Regions from separate parts of the Homo sapiens genome. Here region 1 is linked to region 2. A link is a loop called in an ENCODE intact Hi-C map of the cell type or tissue named here. Cell type or tissue: ascending aorta. All regions are shown on one strand. Links, peaks and the distances in the headings refer to the core of each region. The heading gives the core; the rest is flanking DNA. Region 1 overlaps LOC100128885 (a long non-coding RNA gene). Region 2 holds the start of LOC124901657 (a long non-coding RNA gene).

Evidence for each region. Hi-C counts contacts between places; a loop is a spot of excess contacts. Peaks named below come from ENCODE experiments on the same cell type or tissue, not always from the same donor. Only the 100,000 strongest peaks of a DNase experiment are listed, where the experiment ranks them.
Region 1: a loop joins it to region 2, with 8 times the contacts of the local background. A loop is called at or near these places in 4 of 110 quality-filtered maps.

What each region holds. Positions count from the first base shown.
Region 1 is chr7:64,613,533-64,625,197 of GRCh38, reverse strand. It overlaps LOC100128885 (a long non-coding RNA gene), which reads right to left. Exons shown (of 3, transcript NR_077227.1): 3 at 6,609-10,699. Among named protein-coding and RNA genes, the nearest start is that of ZNF107, 47 kb to the left of the region's middle. In ascending aorta, for the core only: a CTCF peak has its summit at 5,920 (motif pointing right); no DNase peak of the experiment used is centred there.
Region 2 is chr7:64,563,586-64,575,250 of GRCh38, reverse strand. It overlaps LOC124901657 (a long non-coding RNA gene), which reads right to left and starts at 6,576. Exons shown (of 2, transcript XR_007060357.1): 1 at 6,283-6,576; 2 at 1,958-2,369. It overlaps LOC100128885 (a long non-coding RNA gene), which reads right to left and starts at 556. Exons shown (of 3, transcript NR_077227.1): 1 at 403-556. It also overlaps the pseudogene LOC100133092 and the pseudogene LOC100129293. RefSeq lists enhancers at 206-265, 1-477. In ascending aorta, for the core only: a CTCF peak has its summit at 5,728; DNase peaks (open chromatin) are centred at 5,027 and 5,560; H3K4me3 peaks cover 1,617 bases.

The DNA.
Region 1 (11,665 bases), core at 2,061-10,060, 49 kb before region 2:
ATTTTAGGTTCGGGCAATTTTTTATAACTTGTGATATGATTAAGAGAAATACATTATTCAGTGGCTAAAGTAACTTAAGTGTTAATCTTGGCCATTTCTTTCCTTTATTAAGTTCTTTCATGACTTCCACAGATTATCTTACAACATTCTTAAACTTTCTGACTTGTCCTAAATATCCTTCCTTTAAACAACCAGTCTTTTTAGGACAAGAATTTACCATAAAAGCCTTGCTTATAAAATCTCTTTTATAACCTTCTTTCCATAGCTTGGAGTGCACCATATTGCCAATCTTTAATAAAAAGTCCTGTCAAGCTCAGTGATAGTATAACTTTCATGCTTACTTCTTGTCTGTAACTATTACCCCTGCTATAGGGATAATAATTAAGCAAAGCAACCTTGACTAAATTTTTTCTACAATTATTCAATTATTATTCCTCTTATAAAGATGATAATTAGGCAAAGTATTATGGCAATTAGAATTTTACAACTAGAATTCCACACTGTGAGTTCCATAGTGTATAGTTCTACTACAAATAGTAGAGTGAATTTAGCAACTCCCACAAGAGTGATGTAGTAATTTTTATTTATAAATTTTATTTGCCAAGGTATAGAATTTCCCTTTGGGGTTCTATGAAGTTACAAATGCAATCCTATGAATAATTAAAATTTTCTTGTAAATATGTGTTAAAAGAGAAGTTTTAATAGTTGGCGGCAAACTTGGAGAGGAAAAATAGAAATGACAAAAAGTGTCCAATGACGTAGTAGTGAGCAAGATGAGTAGCCCTAAGTTACTTATCTTTTATGATTTTCAGCTTAAGATTTTCTATTTCTTCACACTGATATTCAGGACATTCCTCTGGGCTTGTAAGGGGTTGCTCCCTCAGCTCTTCAGGACTTGACTTGAGTGTGGTGTATCCAAGAGTTGATATCTGTAATTTTTTTTTTTTTTTTTTTTTTTTTTTTTTTGAGATGGAGTCTTGCTCTGTCGCCCAGGCTGAAGTGCAGTGGTGCGATCTTGGCTCACTGCAACCTCAGCCTCCTGGGTTCAAACGATTCTCCTGCCTCAGCCTCCCGAGTAGCTGAAATCACAGCCCCATACCATGCAGCCCAGCTAATTTTTGTATTTTTAGTAGAGATGAGGTTTCACCATGTTGGCCAGGCTTGTCTCAAACTCCTGGCCTCAGGTGATCCGCCCACCTTGGCCTCCCAAAGTGCTGGGATTACAGTCATAAGCCACCACGCCCAGCAAATACCTGTAACTTTTATTGCCAAGGGAAGAGGGGGTTGAAAAAAAACAGTGTAGGGCCCTTCCCAGCTTGGGCTTAGGGAAAGAGAGAGAGAGGCATGAGATTTACTGATAGCAAATCTCCTGGGTTAAATGAAGGTGGTCTTATTTCTTAGGGTTGGGCTACTGCTAGTTGTGTTAATTTTTGTTGGAAGTGAGCTAGAGAGGTTACATACTTAACCAAATTAGGTTTTCTGCTTTAATAGAAAAATCGTTGGTAAGAAAAGGCCATTTATAGAGCTTAGACCTAACTTTGTTTTTGTTTGTTTGTTTGAGACAGAGTCCCACTCTGTCTCCCAGGCTGGAGTGCAGTGCCGCGATCTCGGTTCACTGTAAGTTCTGCCTCCTGGGTTCATGCCATTCTCCCACCTCAGCCTCCCTAGTAACTGGGACTACAGGCGCCCGCCACCACACCCAGCTTATTTTGTTTTTATATTTTTAGTAGAGATGGGGTTTCAACGTATTAGCCAGGATGGTCTTGATCTCCTGACCTTGTGATCCACCAGCCTCGGCCTCCCAAAGTGCTAGGATTACAGGCCTGAGCCACCGCACCCAGGTTACACCTAACTTGGAAGGCATATTTCTTACCCATAGTAAGGCCATGGGAAGAAGAGTGACAAGTTTTTTAAGGTGTCTCTTGATAATATCATTTGTTCTATACCTTTACTGAGAATTGGGATTTTTAAGCACAATGGAGACCATATTCTGTGCCTAGCACATTTGAGACTCCCATGTGACAGCTGCCTTAAATGAGGGGCCATTGTCACTTTGAAGGTATTTAGGTAGACCAAAGCAGGGGTTTTTTTTGTTTGTTTATCTTTTTCTGAAACAGAGTCTCGCTTTGTCACCCAGGCTGGAGTGCAGTGGCATGATCTCAGCTCACTGCAACCTCCGCCTCCCAGGTTCAAGCAATTCTCCTGCCTCAGCCTCCTGAATAGCTAGGATTACAGGTGTGCACCACCATGCCTAATTTTTTTGTATTTTTAGTAGTGACGAAGTTTCACCATGTTGGCCAGGCTGGTCTCGAACTCCTGAACTCGTGATCCGCTCGCCTCGGCCTCCCAAAGTGCTGGGACTACAGGCCTGAGCCACCGCGCCTGGCTGGAGTTATTTTATTAATTAACACTTTTATTACCTCAGAGGTCTTTTCTGTATGGCATGGAAATGCTTCCACCCAGTTAGTAAAAGTATATACCCAAAACAGAAGGTATTGGATACCCTTTGTCTTTGGCATGCGGGTGAAGTCTATCAGCCAGTCCTCCCCCTGGATAGCTTCTTATTTTTTGGGTTTTAGGAGGAAGGAGCCACCTGTTCAGTGGATTATTTTTAAGACAGACTTCACAGGAATTAACAACCTATTTGACTGTTTTTAGTAAGTTCTCTTCTGAAAACAATCTCTGGGCATAGTGATAAGTTTTATCCTTTCTTAAGTGAAAAACTTGGTGAAAGATTCTAAGGATTTTCCTTTGGCTGAAGGCTGGCGAATGGAGTTTGCCATCCTCTGATTGTAGCCATCCTGAGGTCTAAAAATATACCCTCGAAAAGTGGCCCATTCTATTTCTGCAGGGGAGTACTGAGGCTTAATTTCTCTTATGGAGCCTTCCCAGGTTAGAGGGGCTTGAAGTGTGTTGATGCCTCAAGGCTTCCTTGCTGCTGACTTAATTGCCTGATTAGCTAACGTATTTCCTTCGGCTACTTCATCTGTTCCCTTTTGATGTCCCTTACAATGCATCATTGCTATTTTTCATGGAAGAAAAACGGAGAATAATTTTCTGGTGATACTTTAAAAGAGATCCATTAGCGGTAAGAAAATGTATTTTCTTCCAAATGGCAGCATGAGCATGAAGAACCAAGAAAGCATACTTTTAGTCTGTGTAAATGTTAGCTACCTTTCCTTTGTTTAATTCAAGTCCTCTTGTAAGAGCTATCAGTTCAGCTAATTGAGCGTTTGTGCTGGGGAGAGAGACACACTTTTAATAACGTTGTTTAGAGTGACTACTGAGTATCTTGCCTTATGTATTTTTTGCTTTACTGGCTATTTGTTACCTAAGAGGTCCCCCTAGAGGACAGTAATTGTGTCATGTTGTGTGGGGTGTAAGTTAAATTCTCTAGTATAATTAAAGAGAATTATGATTATAATTTCCAGGGTTAATTTGGAGACTTTTCTAAGTAGTAGAGCCACCATGGCAGTGGCTACAGGAAGAGGGGAGACCTGAATTAGAGAACAGAAAAGAGGGAGACTGGCTCTATTGTTTAGAAGGATGATTATCTTCCTTCTTTTAATTTCCAGAATCACCTTGGGATCCTAGGCTATAATGGCAGTTTGAGCTGCTGGAGCTGGGGGTTGGGTCCCTAGGACCCATTATTCCTGCCAAACGATCTGTGAGACTGGTTCTGAATCTAGTGACCTCATCTCTGGGGGCAGTTTGCTCTCTAGTGTCTCTGCCACAGCCTGCAGAGGGTTGAGGTGGCTTCTTCTTGATGCTTGGGCACTGCTTCTTAAAGTACCCTGACTTGCCAGACTGATAGCAATGAGCAGATGAACCTTGGAAATCCTGGACATTGCAGGCTTGCAAAGCAACTACTAGAGCCTTTGTCCTTCTCCTGAGTTTCCTCGCTTTCTCTTGGGTTTTCTCCTGGTCCCTATTATAAAAGGCTGAAGTGGCTACCTTCAGGAGGTTCTCTAAGGTGCTATCTGATTCTATAGCCTGCTTTTGTAGTTTCTTTTTTAATATCAAGAGCTTGGCCTGGCGCGGTGGCTCACGCCTGTAATCCCAGCACTTTGGGAGGCCGAGGCGGGCGGATCACGAGGTCAGGAGATGGAGACCATGGTGAAACCCTGTCTCTACTAAAAATACAAAAAATTAGCTGGGTGCAGTGGCGGGCGCCTGTAGTCCCAGCTACTCGGGAGGCTGAGGCAGGAGAATGGCGTGAATCCCGAGGCAGAGCTTGCAGTGAGCTGAGATCGCACCACTGCACTCCAGCCTGAGCCACAGAGCGAGACTCCGTCTCAAAAAAAAAAAAAAAAAAAAAAATATCGAGAGCTTCGTGCGTAATAAACCTGTCCTTTAGAATGCACTATTTGTTGATTGGATCAGAAGAAAAGGAGATATGCTCTATTAGTGCCTCTCTCTGCCTTTTCATAAAGGCTGCAAGACTCTTTTCTGGCATTTGGTCTATCATGGACAGTTTAGAGTAAGAGATTTGTCCTCATGGACAGTTTAGAGTAAGAGATTTGTCCCTATTCATAAACCCTCTAATATGCATATTAAAGTGTTTTTTTTTTTTTCCATTTATCTGCAGAGCTATTGGAGTTCCAACCAGGGTTGTAAAGAGGAACTGCTTCCCTTCCTATTGGGAATGGTGTTTCTGTTATTTCTTCACTTTCTCCTTTTTAAATTTTGGTGCATTATAGGCGACATATTGTTCATTTCTGCAATTCTCTGCTGCCTGTAGAGCTGCCTGCTTTTCAGCTGCAGTTAGGGTTTGGTTTAGGAGCAGCACAACATCCTTCTATGTGAGGTGAAACACCTGAGTCAAATTTTGGAAAGCTTCTATATACCTATTGGGGGTTGTCAGAAAATCAGCCTAAGTCTTCCTTTATTTGGCTAAGGTCTTGTAATAAGAGAACTTGAGATGGCTCTAAATAAGGGGGATTCTCAAATGGCTTCCCTGGAACTTGCTTTTCTAATTCTGGTGAATCATTTTCTATAAGCCTGCCTGATATGACTTTTTAAAAAGCTGGGTTGATCTTACACTACCTGCAAAGGTGTAGTATAAATGTCATGCCCTTGTGCAAAAGAAAATGGTTGCTTTCTTCTTCAAAGTCCGGAGGTTAAAGAAGTTCCAGTGTTACAGAATGCACTCCAGAGGGTTGCAAGCTGAAGTTGGTCTGTTGCCCATCTAGAAAAAGTGAGAATAAAAGGGTCCTTTTAGTCTCCCTTTTTTTTGGTATGACCAAGGGTGAAGGGGAAAACAGTGGGAGTGTCACCTCTACTCTTTTCTCTCCTTGGTTCCTGGGTCCTGTCACCATGTTAAATGTGTCACTCATGGTTGTGGGTGTGACCTCTCCAAGCCATGAAACCAGATGAACTAGGTGATGGATTTTAGCCACAATTACCCATATAGCCTTATTTGTCCACTTGTGATTTCCCTTTGACTTTCTAGACTTGTGTGATCTGTGTGCCACCCCAAAAAATGGATTTTGGGAAAGAATATGTAATAGTTGCCTTTGGGCAAGGCTCATTTAATGGAGGGATTGTGCTAGATGGAACTCTGTATTCTACTCTTATGCCCCATGCTAAATCATTTACCCTTAGAAAATGATTCTGGTTAACTTTTGGATGTAAAGTTCCCTTACTAATTAAGTACTATTTTAATTAGAGACAGAATAGGTGCCTTAAAGAACACAAGGGACCTAATGGCATTTTTCCTGCTGATAGGACAGTATTCAAACTAAAATTTAGCTATGGAAGACATTTTACTCTTAATTGTTAAAGGCAGCATTTTCCCATTCACAGAAGGGCATAGAGCCTGATTTTTAGCGGTGCAAAAAGGGAGAATTGGGAAGCTACAGTGTATTGCAAAAGACTGACAATGTGCCTCATGGAGATAATTTCTATTTCCACTAGGTGGTGCTGTTGGCTTAGAAATACCATGTACTCACGGAGGACGTGTATTGGGTTAGTATGGCATTTGCCGATCTTTCCTAACAGAACTGTTCCCCCGAATTGTAAAAATTCCTGCACATTTCATACACAGAGAAAAGACATGGTGACTGCAGATAGAAAAGGAGAAATTTTGCAACAGGATAGATGGAGATTCTCTTTGCTAACACCTGGATGAGTGGTCAGAAGTTGGCTTTAGTCCAGAAGCCTTTGGATAACACCAGGGTATGCCCTGGCCCGAAATTTTCAGTTGCTCCAAAACCTCTCCCAGCCCCATGTAATGGCTAGGTCCTCCATGAAAGAAAACTGGTTTAAAGCATGGCCAATGTGTGTATTGCAGGGGATTCATCCTCTCCCCAGTAACCCTCACATTTGAGTCTTCAAGAACAGTAGCCATGCTAATCACATTTTTAAATGGCTGTTTGGATGCCCATTATTAATTTGATTTGATTTTATAATAAGGCCCATAGCCTCAAAATTAAAGGACAGATTCTGAGGTTCACTTCCATACTTATTGCTTTGATGTTTATACCTATCATTCCATTTCTGATTCTGAAGGAGCCCCCAAATGAAGTGGCTTTGTTCTGTGGGGACATACCTGAGGTTTCTTGTCTCATACAGAGAAGATTAATGACATGGACACGCACACACGGAGTGAGTTTAAGAAGCAGAAAGTTTAATAGAAGAAAGGGAGAGACAGAGCTTCCTCTTTCAGAAAAAGTGGGTCACCCAAGGGGGTTTCTGAGTTTGGGGCAGAATAGATTCAATTTTATAGAGGATTGGATTGAGGAGGCAGTGATTGATTTACACAGGGCCCAGGAGATTGGTTTGACCAGGTGTGCCATTTACATAGCCCACAAAGAAAATGTCCCTTCTACCCTAATCTTTTATTATGTAAATGTAATCTCTACCTGGCCGATGCCATGACACCTGCACACGTGATGACAGAAAAAGGAGGGAAAATTGTCATGTGTGGTGTACCTGGCTTTTAGTATAGCTCCTGGCATTTGCATATGCAAGCTTCCAGCTTGCTGATCTATGCTTACAGCTTCACGTTTTAGGCTGCTTTCTTTTAGGAAAACAAATAGCTCTGGGGCCCTGTTTTATTAAAGAAAAATTCCATTGAGAACCCTTACTCTTACTAACTCCCTAAAATAATTTTGATTTAACTCCTGTATTAATATTGCCTGTATGCTAAGTCCAGTGATGTCAAAATGCTCCTTCTGGGCATGGCCTTAGCAGGAAAGACAAATCACCTGGTGTCATGGCCCAGCAATATGTCACAACATTTTCTATGGGCAGAATACAGGTAAGAGAGAGTCACATTTCCTAGGTGATAAATAAAAAGATATTTTACAAGGTCCCTTGTGGGCAGGGCCCAGGCAGAAGCACCCCATCCCATAGGTATGGGTCCCAGATATGTGTAATAATCTCCAAAATATGTGGGGCCCAGGGAAAACAGAAGAGTTTCATCACCTAGATGCTAGGTCCACCTACATGCTAGATGCTACCAGGTTTCATCACCTAGATGCTAGATGCAAAATCAGAGATATGTCACAATCCCTGATTTTGGCAGGGCCCCGGCAGAAGAGGAGAGTGAAATCAATCACCACCTCTTCTCCGTCACCTGGGTGATGAATAAACAGATATGTTCTAATACCTCTGTAGGCCGGGCCCATGCAGATTTGCATCATGAAAGTGTTAGACCCAGCCATATGTCACAATACTCAATGTATGCAGGGCCCAGGCAGGAGAAGGAAGTCACATTACCTAGGTGCTGGGCCCAGTCATATATCACAATCTGTCCTTGGGCAGAGAGATCAAGCAATAGAGGAAAGTCACTTCACCTGGGTGTTAGGGCCAGCAATATTTCACAATTCTCTCTGTGAAAAGTGCTTAGACAAAATTATAGGCTCACATCATCCAGGTGCTAGGTTTAGTCATTTGCCACAATCCCATCTGTAGGGCCCAGGCAGAAGGGTCAAATCACTTAGGTGCTGGGAAAAGGTGTATGTCACAATCACACCTGCAAGGTCTAGGGATTATATTAAACATCCCACACACGTCCTGGTTCTAGGTATGAGAGTCAATACCTTCTCTATTTTGGGTCTAATTTCGTGAGTCATAGTCTTAAAGGTGGCTAGATCTGTGTCTGAAAGCCTCAATCCCTCCTGTGAACTATTTTCCCCTAGTGGAGTCAGAGGCTCACAAGAGTGCTGAATCTTTATCTGAGAGTCACCAACCCAGCTGTGGGCCAGATCCACATGATTCAATTTTCCAAATTTCAGCTGGCTTTGTGTGTGAGGTTCAGAACCTCAACAGCGGGTTGTTTATGTGGGTGCAGGACAATCTTTACTGTTGAAAGTGTGTGCATACAAGTGTCGTAATCTCACCTGTGTGCTTGGCCCTGTTAGGACACTCTCTGTACTATGCTAGGGCTTTATGTTTTGCATGAGAGTCACAATCTATTCTAAGACATTTGTGCTGGTATGAACCTATAATCATATCTGTGTTCTTAACCCCAGGTATAAGAGTCAACATCTCCCTAATTTTCTGTGTCTAGATAGGAGAGCCCTCACCTTTCTATGAGCTGCATTTAAAAATGTTTTACTATCCCATATCTGGCTGGATGTTCACATATGACAATTCCAAATGTGGACTGCATCCATATGTGAGATTACAAGTAGGGTCTGTCCGTCTGTGAGAATTACAATTTTAATGGATAGTAGGGTGTGCATACACACAAGTAAATCTCACCTGTGCACTGGGCTCTGCAATGACACACTGTGTACAACCTGAAGACTTTATACCATATGTGAGAGTGTGATACTCCTTTCTGACCTTTATAAAAACAGAAGACCCAGAATCTTATCCATTTTTCTAAGCCTAGCTATGAGAGACTGTATCAACTATTGGCTGGTTCAATATATGAGAGTCATCATCACACCTATGAGCTGGAACAACATTATGTGTAACAAATCCACGTGCAGGTAGGTAATAAGCAGGGGAGTCACATCACCCGGGTGCTGGGCCAAAGATTTGTACAATATTACTTGAGGGCAGGGACCGGGAAGGATAGTAACATCCCTTGGCTGCTGAGCCCAGAGATATGTTACAATGCTCCCTGTGGGCAGGGTTCAGGCAAGAGAGACACATCACCTGGTTGCTAGGTCCAGCAATATGTCACAATCTTCCCTGTAAGCAGGGTGCAAATGGAAGACAATAGTCACATTTCCTAGGTAATGAATGCTGAGATGTCACAAGGCCTTCTGTGAGCAAAGCCCACTCATGTGCCTCCCATCCATCCCCTATATCACAATACCCAAATATGTGAGCCCCAGGCAAAATAGGAGTCACCTCACCTAGGTTCTGGGTCCAGTGATACATTATAATCCTCTTTTTGGCAAGGCCCAGGCAAAAGAGGCACAAAAGAGAAATGGCAGGGGATGAATGAAAAAATATTTCATATCTCCATGGACAGAGCCCATGCAGAAGAGTCACATCAACTAGGTGATGGACCCAGACATATGTTTCATATACTATGTGAACAGGGCCCAAGCATAAGAGAGTTACATCATCTAAGTGCTGGGAATATTGATACATCATAGTCGCTTCTTGGGCAGAGTCTAAGTAGTGGAGGACAGTCATACCACCTATGGGCTGGGTCCAGAAATATGTCTTGATACTTCCTGAGGGGAGAGCCCAGGCAGTATTATCACATCACCTGGGTGCTGGAACAGAGATATGTCATGGTCTTCTCTGAAAGCAAGGACCAGGCAGGAGGCTCATGTCACATTTGGCCAGTGATAAGTCACAATTCCTTTCTAAAAGCAGGGCTTGGGCAGTAGTCACATCACCTAGTTTCTGAGACCAGGTGTCACAGGGGGCTCCACAGGGAGCATTGTAACATATCACTGGGCTCAGAAACCAGCTGTCACAATACTTCTGGTGGGCTAGGCCCAGGCTGGAGACACATCACCTAGTTGTTGTGTTATGTCACCATCTTCCCTGTGGGCAGGTGCAGGCAGAAGAGATGAGAGACGTATGCCCTATGTGATGGATACAGAGTAATGTCAGAAAGCTGCCTGTAGTCAGGGCTGAAGCAAAAATGTCTCATTTCCTAGGTGTTGGGCCCAGCAATATGTCACAATACCAAAAACATGCAAGGTCCAGGCAAAAGAGGAGAGTCACATCACTTAAGTGCTGGGTTCAGTGATAAGTCACTATCATTCTTTCTGGCAGGGCCCAGGCAGAAGTGAGTCACATCACCTAGATGACTAAAAAAATGTGTCATAATACCCCTGTGGGCAGGGTCCATGCAGGACAGTCACATGACCTAGACATTATTCCCAGCCGTATGTCACAAAAACAATGAATGTAGAGCCCCGGCAGGAGAGTCACATAGCCTTGGTGCTGGGTCCAGTGATACATCACAGTTTTTTATTGGGCAGAGTCCAAGCTGTAGAGAGAGTCATATCACCTAGTTGCTGTGTGTGACAATATATAATAATACTCCCTGAGAAGTGGGCTCAAGCAGGAGATTCACATCACTTAGGTGAGAGGTTCAGAGATATGTCACAATGCCCCCAGGTGAGTAGCAGTCAGGAAGAAAAGTTACATAAACTAGGGCCAGAGCCCAGCTATATGTCACAATTACCGCAGTGGGGAGCACTCAGGTATGACAGGAGAGTCACATCACATAGGAGCTGGGCCAAGCAATATGTAGCAATCTGCGCTGCAGACAAGTCTGAAAAAAGAAAGGTCACATCAACTAGGTGATGAATCAGAAATACAGCAAAATGATTCCTGTGGGCAAAGACCGAGCAGAAGAAATTACACCACGTATGTGATGAGCTTAGTAATACATCACTCTCTTTCCTTGGGCATGGTCCAAGCAAAAGAAAAGTCACATTACCTAGCTGTTAGGCCCAGAGTTATGTCACAATCTCTTTTACAACAGAAGCCCAGGTAAAAGGAGAGTCACATCAAATAGATGATGGTCCCAGAAGTATGTCACAATGCCTCTTGTTAGCAGGGTCCAGGCATACCAACTCACATCACCTTGGTGCTGGGTTCAGCAATATGTCACAATGCTTTCTGAGAGCAAGGCCAAAGCAAAAGGGCAACATCACCTTGCTGTTGGGCCCAGTGATATGTCACAATGTTCCTTGTGGGCAAAACCTAGAAAGAGTCACATCAGCTAGGTGCTGGGCCTAGCAATCTGTTTTGATACACCCTGTAAGGAGAAACCAGGCAGAAACTGTCTTATTAACTGTGTGATGAGCAGAAAGATATGTCACAATGCTCTCTGTAAGCAGGGCCTAGGCAAGAGAATTATATCACCTGGGTGTGGACCCAGCAATATGTCACAACAGCCCGTGTGGGCAAGGCACTGGCAGGAGAGCCACATAACCTGGGTGTTGGGTGCAGCAATATGTCACAGGGTTCCCAGTGGGCAGTGCCAAGGCAGGAGAATAGATTTACATTAGTTAGGTCCTGGGTTCAGCAATGTTTCACAATCCAATCTGTGGGCTGAGCCCAGGCAGAAGAATTCAATCACTCAGGTGCTGGGCAGAGGCATATGTCACAATCACAGCTGCAGGAATGTTCATAAATGAGATTAACAATCCTGCACATGTCCAGGTTCCAGGTATGAGAATCAACACCTCTTTTATGTTGGGCCTAAGTACATGATTCACAATCTCAACAGTGG
Region 2 (11,665 bases), core at 1,498-9,497:
AAAAAAAAAAAAAAGGCGGGGGCACTGGAAACACCACGGCCCAAAGCTCTTCTCATTCATGAACCCCACACCCTGAGTCAGGATTTTCCCTTGACTACCGTCCCGTGGTCCCGGCACAATGGGGAGAGATGCGGCGATGCCGGTGCAGAGCTGCCCAGCGAGAGCTCCAGGCCATGGCACAGTCACCGCGCAGGGAGGAGACAGGACGCCCGGGGTCCTGGCTGTCAGCTCAGCCGCCATCTTATGGCTGAAGGGGACTGAGGGCCGAGCTGTACCAAGGACAACTCTGGCCAAGGATTTTGGAGCCGACAGCGGGGAGGCCGGAGTCCCGCCACAGCCACTTCAGACTGGTTCCAACCAGCCCCTCCCCCTCTCTCGGGGTGTCTGACCCAGCAGACTCACCATTTTTCTAGGCTTCCCAGGGGGTCCTGGCATCTTAGCTGTGGATCTCCCAATACCTACAGGTCACAGGGACACAGAAGCTGGGCCTCTAGGAGCAGAAGACACAGAACAGAGAAGAAAAGACCTGGAGCTACGACTGCAGCCAGAGACAAAGGCCGCGCCAAATCTCGAAAGCCGTCCTGTCCACTCCAGCTGCGTGCCTGATTGGATGGATCCCAGCCCAGAGTCCCTGATTGGATAACGTTTAACACCATACCCCTTTAGGCCCTGAGTGACAGAAGACGTGCTCAGGTGCAGGGCTGAATGAAAATAGAGTTGCAGCTTTTTCAGGCAGGGCTTCCTCCCTGAGCTGAGCCAGGCCTGCCTCAGAGGGCATTTGCATTTAACCATGTGTAAAAGATCATATGTGCATTTATAAATAATATATTATATGGCTATTCACAAGTGAAGATAATGTAATAACAATTATTTTTAAATTCCAGATTTTATTACCTTCCCGGCTTCTGGTCCTTTGAGCAGGCAGCCTGAGATTTTAAAAAGAAGGCAATCCTCTGAAATAAAATGTGGGCCACATGTGAATACTAAATTTTCTAGTAGTCAAATTTTAAGAAGAAAGAAGCAACAGGTGGAATAAACGGTAACCATTTAATTAACCCAATATATCCAACATACTATCATTTTAATATGTGAGCAATATGTAATTATTAATGAAATATATATAATTTTTACTCTAACTTTCTAGCATATCGCAGTTCAGACCAGCCACATTCCAAGCACCCAGAAGCAACATATACCCAATAACTGTCACATTGAAGTGCAGCTGTGATGTCAGGGTGGGCAAACGGCCTGAAAATCCCTTTTCTGCCAGAGGTAAAGGAAGAGCCTCTTCCTACCAACATCTCTCTTTCGTTCCAAGGGTGCAAAAGATAGTGACCATAGAAAGAGCAGAGGGCAGCCGGACACGGCAGCTCATGCCTATAATCCCAGCACTTTGGGAGGCTGAGGCGGGTGAATCACTTGAGGTCAGGAGTTCGAGACCAGCCTGGCTATCACGGCGAAACCCCATCTCTACTAAAAGTACAAAAATTAGATGGGCATGGTGGCAGGTGCCTGTAATCCCAATTACTTGGGAGGCTGAGGCAGGAGAATTGCTTGAGCCCTGGAGGTGGAGGTTCTAGTGAGCGAGATCATGCCACTACACTCCAGCCCAGGTAACAGAGCAAGACTCTGTCTCCAAAAAAAAGAAAGAAAAAAAAGAAAGAACAGAGGCCAGCAGAAATAAAATAACCCCAGGTAGACCACTGCTGCCAACGTGTTTTCCATTTTTGTTCCAGAGATCAGACAGTAAACAAAGGATGATGGGTCCACAGGAGAAGAAAACTCTATGTCTTCAGATATGTCCACAGTCTTGACCTCCAGTGTATAAATATAGAGAAAACAGATTAAAGGTAAACTTATTTTGCCATTTGGCCTTGGCCCTAATGGTCAGGCTGTGGTTATCTGTTTTCTCCTGTGGTTTATGGAAATGTGTGAGTATAAGCACCAATCACATGCACACATGTCTACATGTATTTATTCATTTCTCAGTATTACAAAACATCTAACTTTAAATCAGGGGAAAAAAGTCAGCACTTTTAGGGTGCCCACTGTTAGAACGTAATTAGTAATCAACTTGCCATTAATTTTTGGCATCCTATCTGCACTGGGTGCACGTATTAGTTAGCTCTTACAGCATAACAAACCATCCAAAACTTCTTAGCTCATAATTGTGATGGTCAGCCATTTAGGCTGGGCTTGGTGGGGCCATTCTTCTGGTCTCAGCTGAGCCTGTCAACTAGGCAGCTGTGCTTCTGGGCATGAGCTTCTGCTTCTGGGATTGTCAACAAGGGGCACCTTGCTTCTCCTCCCTGTTGTATCTTATCCTCCAGCTGGCGAACATGGGCTTTTTTCATGGAGATGGCAGCATTCTAAAAAACAATTAGAAGCATTTAAAACCACTTGAGCCTAGGCCTCAAACTAGCACACTGTCATGTTCACAGGTGTCTACCACCCCGAACAAATAAGGCCAGCCAGATCTGGGGTTTGGAAAACAGATTCTGGATCTCCATGGGAACACCTGTAAAAGCACCTGGCAATGAGCATGGAACAGGGAGAACAAAAAATTGCTACCATTTGTGCAATCAGAATCATTCTGTTTTTCAGCTTTTTGTTTTGTTTTGCTTTGTTTTTGGATATATGTGGCTTATAGAACTCTTCCACATCAAGAAATTGCCCAAACACCCACAGCTATTAAGTGACTGGGCTGAGACTCACTCTCTAGGGCTCTAAATCCTGGAGAGTAACACTTCTAAAATAGAAGCCAGATTCCTTTTAGATTTGTGCCCAAATAGTACTGTTTATTATTGGAAATAATCTCAATAAATTGCATAAGCACATGGTGGCTCATACCTGTAATCGTAGCACTTTGGCAGGCTGAGATGAGAGAATTATTTGATATCAGGAGTTAAAGTGCAGCCTGGGTAACATAGTAAGATCCTGTCTCCATGAAAAAGACATTATCCAGGCATGACAATGCATGCCTGTATTCCCAGCTACTCGGGTGGCTGGGGCAGGAGGACTGCTTGAGCCTGGAAGGTTAAGACTGCAGTGAGCCATGATTGGTTACACCACTGCACTTTAGCCTGGGTGATGGAGTGAGACCTTGTCTCAAAAGAAAATAAAATAGCTGGGCGTGGTGGCTCACGACTGTAATCCCAGCACTTTTGGAGGCTGAGGTGGGCAGATCACCTGAGGTCGGGAGTTTGAGACCAGCCTGACCAACATGGAGAAACCCCATCTCTACTAAAAATAGAAAATTAGCTGGGAGTGTTGGCACATGTTCGTAATCCCAACTACTCAGGAGGCTGGGGCAGGAGAATCGCTTGAACCTGGGAGGCAGAGGTTGCAGTGAGCCGAGATCGTACCATTGCACTCCAGCCTGGGCAACAAGAGCAAAACTCTGTCTCAAAACAAATAAATTAATTGGCCTGGTGTGGTGGCTCATGCCTGTAATCCCAGTACTTTGGGAGGCCGAGGCGGGTAGATCACAAGGTCAGGAGATCAAGACCATCCTGGCTAAGATGGTGAAACCCCGTCTCTACTAAAAATACAAAAAATTAGCCGGGTGTGGTGGTGGGGGCCTGTAGTCCCAACTACTCGGGAGGCTGAGGCAGGAGAATGGCGTGAACCCAGGAGGTGGAGTTTGCAGTGAGCCGAGATTGCGCCACTGTACTCCAGCCTGGGCGACAGAGTGAGACTCCATCTCAAAAAAAAAAAAAAGACATAGAATAATGTGGAGAAAACAGCTGAGAGATGAGTTTAGAAATCAAAGTCCAACAACACATTACTTATTTTTTTCATAGAAAAAAATTTGAAAACGTTTCAAAGAAAAAAGCTTTTAGAGAAATTAAATTTTACAGAGTTTAATTGAGCAAAGTATTATTTGCAAATCAGGCAATCTGTGGGCCCAGAGTAGGCTCAGACTTCAACACAGCCACATAGTAAAAAAAGATTTATAGACAGAAACAGCAAAGTAACATACAGAAAAAGAAAGTGAGGTACAGAAACAGCCAGATTGATTACAGCTTGAGATATGTCTTATTTGAACATAGTTCGAAAAGTTGATGTCCTTTTATTGGCATAAACACAGTAGTTGGTACAAGAATGGGTTACAGTCTATTTATATATCCAGTTAGGTTCAGTTTACTATGGTACTATGTACTATGGCAATTAGCAATTGCCATAACAGAATTAAATAAATATTTCTTATGGTCATCTGCTACAAGCTAATTAATTAGAAAAATTGGATAATGACTTTATGCTTTATTACATGTTAATTGTAAATGGTTCCAATCAGCATAAATATACTAAAGTATTTTCAACTTTGAAAGATCCAAGAATGATTAAATCCTTCTGAATAAGTGTTTATAATAACTAAGATTATAGCCCTGTAGCTACAAAAATAATAGAAAAAATAAAGTTGTTATCTATGAGAACAACATTCTTCAAATTATTTGAAGTTTAAAGGCACTGGGAAAAGGGATTACTAGAGATGTCATTTTACTATGTTACCCAATAATGTATTATTACCATTTGTTACCTGCAGCCTTGATTAAGGTGGGATAGGTTACAGATGGTGACAGGATATACTTCATTCAATGCACAACAATTTAAACACACTAAAGCCACTTTTGTTTGATTTTAAAAATTATGGATCGCGCCCCCCAGCCCCCTCCCCCGACCCCGGGCCGGTGCAGCCGCAGGCGGGGTCCCCCTCCCCCTTCCCCCTCCCCCTTGCCCCTCTCCCCCCAGGCCTCGCGCGCCCCGGACCGGCCCCCCCTTTCCCCTCCCCCTCCGTGCCGCCTCTGCCGCGATGCCCCCCGCTGCGCCCGGGGCCCGGCTCCGGCTTCTCGCCGCCGCCGCCCTGGCCGGCTTGGCCGTCATCAGCCGGGGGCTGCTCTCCCAGAGGCTGGAGTTCAACTCTCCTGCCGACAACTACACAGTGTGTGAAGGTGACAACGCCACCCTCAGCTGCTTCATGGACGAGCATGTGACCCGCGTGGCCTGGCTGAACCGCTCCAACATCCTGTACGCCGGCAACGACCGCAGGACCAGGGACCCGCGGGTGCGGCTGCTCATCAACACCCCCGAGGAGTTCTCCATCCTCGTCACCGAGGTGGGGCTCGGCGACGAGGGCCTCTACACCTGCTCCTTCCAGACCCGCCACCAGCCGTACACCACTCAGGTCTACCTCATTGTCCACGTCCCTGCCCGCGTTGTGAACATCTCGTCGCCTGTGATGGTGAATGAGGGAGGTAATGTGAACCTGCTTTGCCTGGCCGTGGGGCGGCCAGAGCCCACGGTCACCTGGAGACAGCTCCGAGACGGCTTCACCTCGGAGGGAGAGATCCTGGAGATCTCTGACATCCTGCGGGGCCAGGCCGGGGAGTATGAGTGCGTGACTCACAACGGGGTTAACTCGGCGCCCGACAGCCGCCGCGTGCTGGTCACAGTCAACTATCCTCCGACCATCACGGACGTGACCAGCGCCCGCACCGCGCTGGGCCGGGCCGCCTACTGCGCTGCGAAGCCATGGCGGTTTCCCCCGCGGATTTCCAGTGGTATAAGGATGACAGACTACTGAGCAGCGGCACGGCCGAGGGCCTGAAGGTGCAGATGGAGCGCACTCGCTCGATGCTTCTCTTTGCCAACATGAGCGCCCGGCATTACGGCAACTATACGTGTTGCGCCGCCAACCGGCTGGGAGCGTCCAGCGCCTCCATGCGGCTCCTGTGCCCAGGATCCCTGGAGAACTCAGCCCCGAGGCCCCCAGGGCCCCTGGCCCTCCTCTCCGCCCTGGGCTGGCTGTGGTGGAGAATGTAGGCGCAACCCAGTGGAGCTCGCCTCCCCCTGCAGGGGGCCTCAGGCCAAGAGTGAGAGAAAAGGGGGAGCAAGAGCCCTGGGTCTCGTGGGGGCAGAAGGGCTCTCGGCCACCAAGGAAGAAGAGAAGAGGAGAAAGAGGAGGAGGCAGAGGAAGAAAGATCTTTAGAGAACCCATCACTGTGAGGGGTAACGCAAAATTATGTATCTTTCTACAGCCATTCTCGCTACCCGTTCACGTTTCCGATTGTGACCCACTCCCGCCACCCCATACCCCTCTCTCTTAGCTCAGGCTGTCAACAGGCTTGTGTGGGTGTGGGTGTGTGAGTGTAAGCCTGCATGCGTGTGTAGGTGTCTGTGTCTCTGTGTGTGTGTGTGTGGGTGGGCTGGGGGAAGGGACTCAACCGTCCTCCCACCCCCGAAACCCCCATGTCCACTGTCCCCAACCCTACTGCCTCTCACCTCTGGCTGGAGGTAGGTATGAGGCTCTGCAGTGGAAGCTGTGAAGAGAGGCTTACCAGGCTCCCTGCTTCCCCAATATATGCAGGCACACTGACCCCTCCCCCTGTCGAAAGGACAACTCCTGGCAGGTTGGGAGTGGGGAGGGGCATCGCACTCACCTGTCAAGCTGTCATTCAGCCTTTGCGAGTAAGTGGGGGACCTCCATCTGGGTTCTGGGCTTCCCTGCTGTCAACCACCAGCTTCCTGTAGCCAGAGGCTCCATCGCTGGCTCAGTGGCCTGAGACCTTCCCACTTTTCCTGTCCCTACCCACCCTGGATTTTCTGGCCCCCTCTTGGGCCAATCGGTGCTTCCATCCAACTGTCAGACTGGTGGCAGGAGTCACCTGTCTGTTTCAGTGCTTTGCCTTACCCCTGCCACCACTCCCCTTGGCCTTGATTTCCCCACCTGCGGAACCAGCCAGCTGCCCCTGGGGCCTTTGCAGCTGGCCCACAGGTGTGGGCTTGCTGGTCTATCACTTCCTGGCCTCTCCACCAACTGTACTTCCCAAAGGCTACCTGACCGCCCTCACACACACTCAGACACACCACACACACACACACCAGCGACTGTGACCAGCAATAGCCCCCTGGCTCCAGCTGTCCTGTAGCTGGTGACTAGCTGTATTTCCCCCTGGGTAGGCATCTGTTGTCAGGAAGGGACGCTGAGAGGCTGCAGCCTCAGCTCTGATTGTAGGAATACTCCGCCCTGGTACACCACACCACACAAAGTGGGGGACAGAGAGGCATCACACAGACATCCTGAGCCCAGATAAAGATGCCATGTCACCAACTCCGACTCCCACGAGACCCTCTATATAAACACCCACCCCAAACCACACCACTCAGAGTCTGGTGGAGAAGAGGAGAGGGCAAGGCTCAGTGACTGTACCTCAGACGGGGGCATGGGCCCCATCCCACGTTGTCTTCCATTCCCAGGGTCCAGGGGATGGGGTGGGACTGGGGAGGGATTCTAGGGAGGGGGTGGGAGGCCCTGGGGGCTGTGTGTTCCAATTCATGGGGATTGTTGAGACCACCACACCAATAAATGCCTTTTTCCAAAAAAAAAAAAAAAAATTATGTTCACGGCCAGGTGCGGTGGCTCACACCTGTAATCCCAGCACTTTGGGAGGCCGAGACGGGCAGATCACGAGGTCAGGGGATAGAGACCATCCTGGCTAACACGGTGAAACCTCGTCTCTACTAAAAATACAAAAAATTAGCCGGGCGTGGTGGCGGGCACCTGTAGTCCCAGCTACTCAGGAGGCTGAGGCAGGAGAATGGTGGGAACCCGGGAGGCAGAGCTTGCAGTGAGCCGAGATTGCGCCACTGCACTCCAGCCTGGGCGACAGAGGGAGACTCCATCTCAAAAAAAAAAAAAAAATTATGTTCACACAGGCTAGATGTGGCTTGCATTCCAATGGTTGAGACTCTTTCACCTGAGACTGAGACTTGGTGGTCTTCAGTTCACTGTCTTCTAGTTGCAGTGATGAGTGCATGTGTAAGATCAAGATTCAGAGGAAGAGGAGATGGTCAAGAGGAATCTGATTTGGTTGCATTCATGGCTTCCCAGAAGCACCGTGAATCTCAATAAAAGAAACCACTGGTTGGTGTGGTGGCTCACGCCTGTAATCCCAGCACTTTGGGAGGCCGAGGTGGGTGGATCACCTGAGGTAAGGAGTTCGAGACCAGCCTGACCAACATAGAGAAACCCTGTCTCTACTAAAAATATAAAAAAAAAATTATCCGGGTGTGGTGGTGCATGCCTGTAATCCCAGCTACTTGGGAGGCTGAGGCAGGAGAATTGCTTGAACCCAGTAGACGGAGGTTGTAGTGGGCTGAGATTATGCCATTGCACTCCAGCCTGGGCAACAAGAGCAAAACTCAATCTCAAAAAAAAAAAAAAAAAAGAACACTAACTGAGAATTAGGATATTAAACCTGGACAAGAGAAAGAATAAACACCTGTGATTGAGCAACGTAAATTGGAAGCTGATTGCCGGAAATTGCATCTGGAAAAGACTGGGAGTAAGTGCAAAGATGGCCCTGATGTAAAAGAGAAGACTCCACCTAATCTGAAGCGTGCTAAGATTATAGAAGCAGGAGATGGGCAGCCATAAATTAAAAAGAAGATGAAGTGGTTGGTCGCAGTGGCTCACGCCTGTAATCCCAGCACTTTGGGGGACCAAGGCGGGTAGATCACGAGGTCAAGAGTTCAAGACCAGCCTGGTCAAGATGGTGAAACCCAGTCTCTACTAAAAATACAAAAATTAGCCCAGCTTGGTGGCGAGCATCTGTAATCCCAGCTACTTGGGAGGCTGAGGCAGAGAATTGCTTAAACCCGTGAGGCGGAGGTAGCAGTGAGCCGAGATCGTGCCACCACACTCCAGCCTGGGTGACAGAGTGAGACTCCGCCAAAAAAAAAAAAAAAAAAAAAAGAAGACACACACACACACACACACACACACACAGATGATGTCACATTGAAAATTTGACTGAAATTTTGAAAATACTGTCAATTAAGTTTGAGTTTTCACTGAAGCAAAAAATAAAACAAGCATCTTAGAATTAACTGTATTTTATTGTCTTAATGTGCAATTGGTAAAACCAATTTACTTCTTTAAACTTCAAATTTTTCTGACTATAATGCAGTAGACTATGACTCTAAACATTTCCCTCATGCATTTTGTGGGTATTATGACTTACCATAGAGTCAATCACAAAGAGAGTCTACACTTAAATTTTCTCCTTGCATCTTAAATTTCAGTATCTATAATCCTCCATAAAAAAGTATATGAGAGGCTGGGCATGGTGGCTCACGCCTGTAATCCCACCATTTTGGGAGGCTGAGGCTGGTGGATCACCTGAGGTCAGGAGTTTGAGACAAGCCTGGCTAATGTAGTGAAACCCTGTCTCTAGTAAAAATAGAAAAATTAGCCGGGCGTGGTGGCAGGTGCCTGTAATCCCAGCTACTCAGGAGGCTGAAGCAGGAGAATCGCTTGAACCCAGGAGGCGGAGGTTGCAGTGAGCTGAGATGGCGCGATTGCACTCCAGCCTGGGTGACAAGAGCGAAACTCCATCTCAAAAAAAAAAAAAAAAAAAAAATGAGGCCAGGCGTGGTGATTCACACCTGTAATCCCAGCACTTTGGGAGGCCGAGGCAGGTGGATCACCTGAGGTCAGGAGTTCAAGACCAGCCTAGCCAACATAGTGAAACCCAATCTGTACTGAAAATACAAAAATTATCTGGGCATGGTGGTGTGCGCTTGTGGCCCCAGCTACTCGGGGGGCTGAGGCAGGAGAATTGCTTGAATCTGGGAGGCAGAGGTTGCAGTGAGTCTAGATTACTCCACTGCACGCCAGCCTGGGTGACTGAGCAAGACTCCATCTCATAAATAAATAAATAAAGCAAATCTAACATAGAAGCATTTTTCATAGTTTTAATGCAGCCAACAATTGATCAAATGCTTTTCTATAAATGCTACAAATGAAGGCATAACATCAAGTGATTTGAGAGTTAAATTACCTCAACATTCATATTTTGAAAATTTAAAATTCTTTTCATGCAAAACAAGAAAAGTCAAATATAACTATAACGCCTCAAAAGATAAATCCTTGCTTCTTTTAGTCTTACACAAAAGTAAATGATATATTTTAACTTTGGATTACTCTGTATAATAAACACTGTTTAGAGTAATGTCTAAAATGTTAGTGTCTTAGAGTTTTCTACTGCGAATTACCTGATGATTACTTCTACTTGATTTCTAATTTTTTTTACATTTACTGAATTTGAAGAATATTATTTAATGTGAACACTCTGGTGTTTTCTAAGGTATACTTCTTAGAACAAATGGTTTTTCTCTATTTATTATATTATTCATAGGGTCTGTCTAAAATACAAATTTCCTAAAGTTGAAGAAAGTGTCAACAACTGATTGAGGGTTTCTCTCCAGTATAAATTCTCCTGTGTACAATAAGATATAAGTGAAGATATTAAACTCAACTTTTCAAAATCAGGAAATGTAACATTAAAAAATGAGGTGAATCTTAATAACATAAATAAAGTATACAATCACAAAAAACAGATACTGTCCGAATCCACTTACATGAGATAGCTAGAAACAGAAACCAAAATGATATTTTGAAAAAGATAAATAATAGGAAATTGGGCAGTTGTTTCAGGGGTATTGAGTTTTGTTTAGAAGATAAAAATGTTTTCCGAGCGTGGTGGCTCATGCCTGTAATCCCAGCACTTTGGGAGGCCAAGGTGGGCAGATCACCTGAGGTTGGGAGTTTGAGACAACCCTGACCAACATGGAGAAACCCCATCTCTACTAAAAATACAAAATTAGCCAGGTTTGGTGGCACATGCCTGTAATCCCAGCTATTCGGGAGGCTGAGGCACTAGAATCACTTGAACCCGGGAGGTAGAGGTTGCAGTGAGTTGAGATCACGCCATTGCACTCCAGCCTGGGTGACAAGAGCAAAACTCTGTCTCAAAAAAGAAAAAAAGAAAAAGAAAGACCAGGGAGGGATCTGTAGACATAGAGCATTCTTCTTCTGTGGCCCCATCGTCCTTTGTTCACTGTCTGATCTCTGGAAGAAAGGTGGGCAACAGGTGGTCTTCCTGTTGTTATTTTATTCCTGCTGTCCTCTGCTCTTTCTATGGCCACTATCTGTTCTACCCTTGGAACTGAAGAGAGATGTTGGTAGGGAAAGACTTTCCCCTTATTTATGGCAGGAAAAGGATGTTCAAGCCCAGTGTGGTGGCTCATGGCTGTAATCCCAGCACTTTGGGAGGATGAGACAGAAGGATTACTTAAGGTCAGGGGTTTGAGTCCAGCCTGGCTGACATGGCAAAATTCCATTTCTACTAAAAATACAAAAATAAGCCAGGCATGGTGGCACATGCCTGTAATCACAGCTACTCTGGGGAAAATAAGGCAGGAGAATTGCTTGAATCCGGAATGTGGAGATTGCAGTGAGCCGAGATTGCACCACTGCACTCCAGCCTGGACATAAGAGCAAGACTCTGTTTGAAAAGAAAAGAAGAGAAGAGAAAGGAAAAGAAAGAAAAGAAGAGAAGAGAAAGGAAATAAAAAGAAAGGAAGAAAAGAAAAGAAAAAAGAAAAGGGATGTTCAGGATTTCATCTTCTGCCATCAGAGCTGCACTTCAATGTGGCAGCTATTGGCCACCTGTGGCTACTGGGTGCATGGAATGTGGCTGGTCTGAACTGCGATGTGGTAGAAAGGTAAAATACATAGTTTTAATTTTTTTTCCAAAATATATATACTTTGTTAATAATTACATACTGGTCACATATTAAAATGATAATATTTTGGATATAT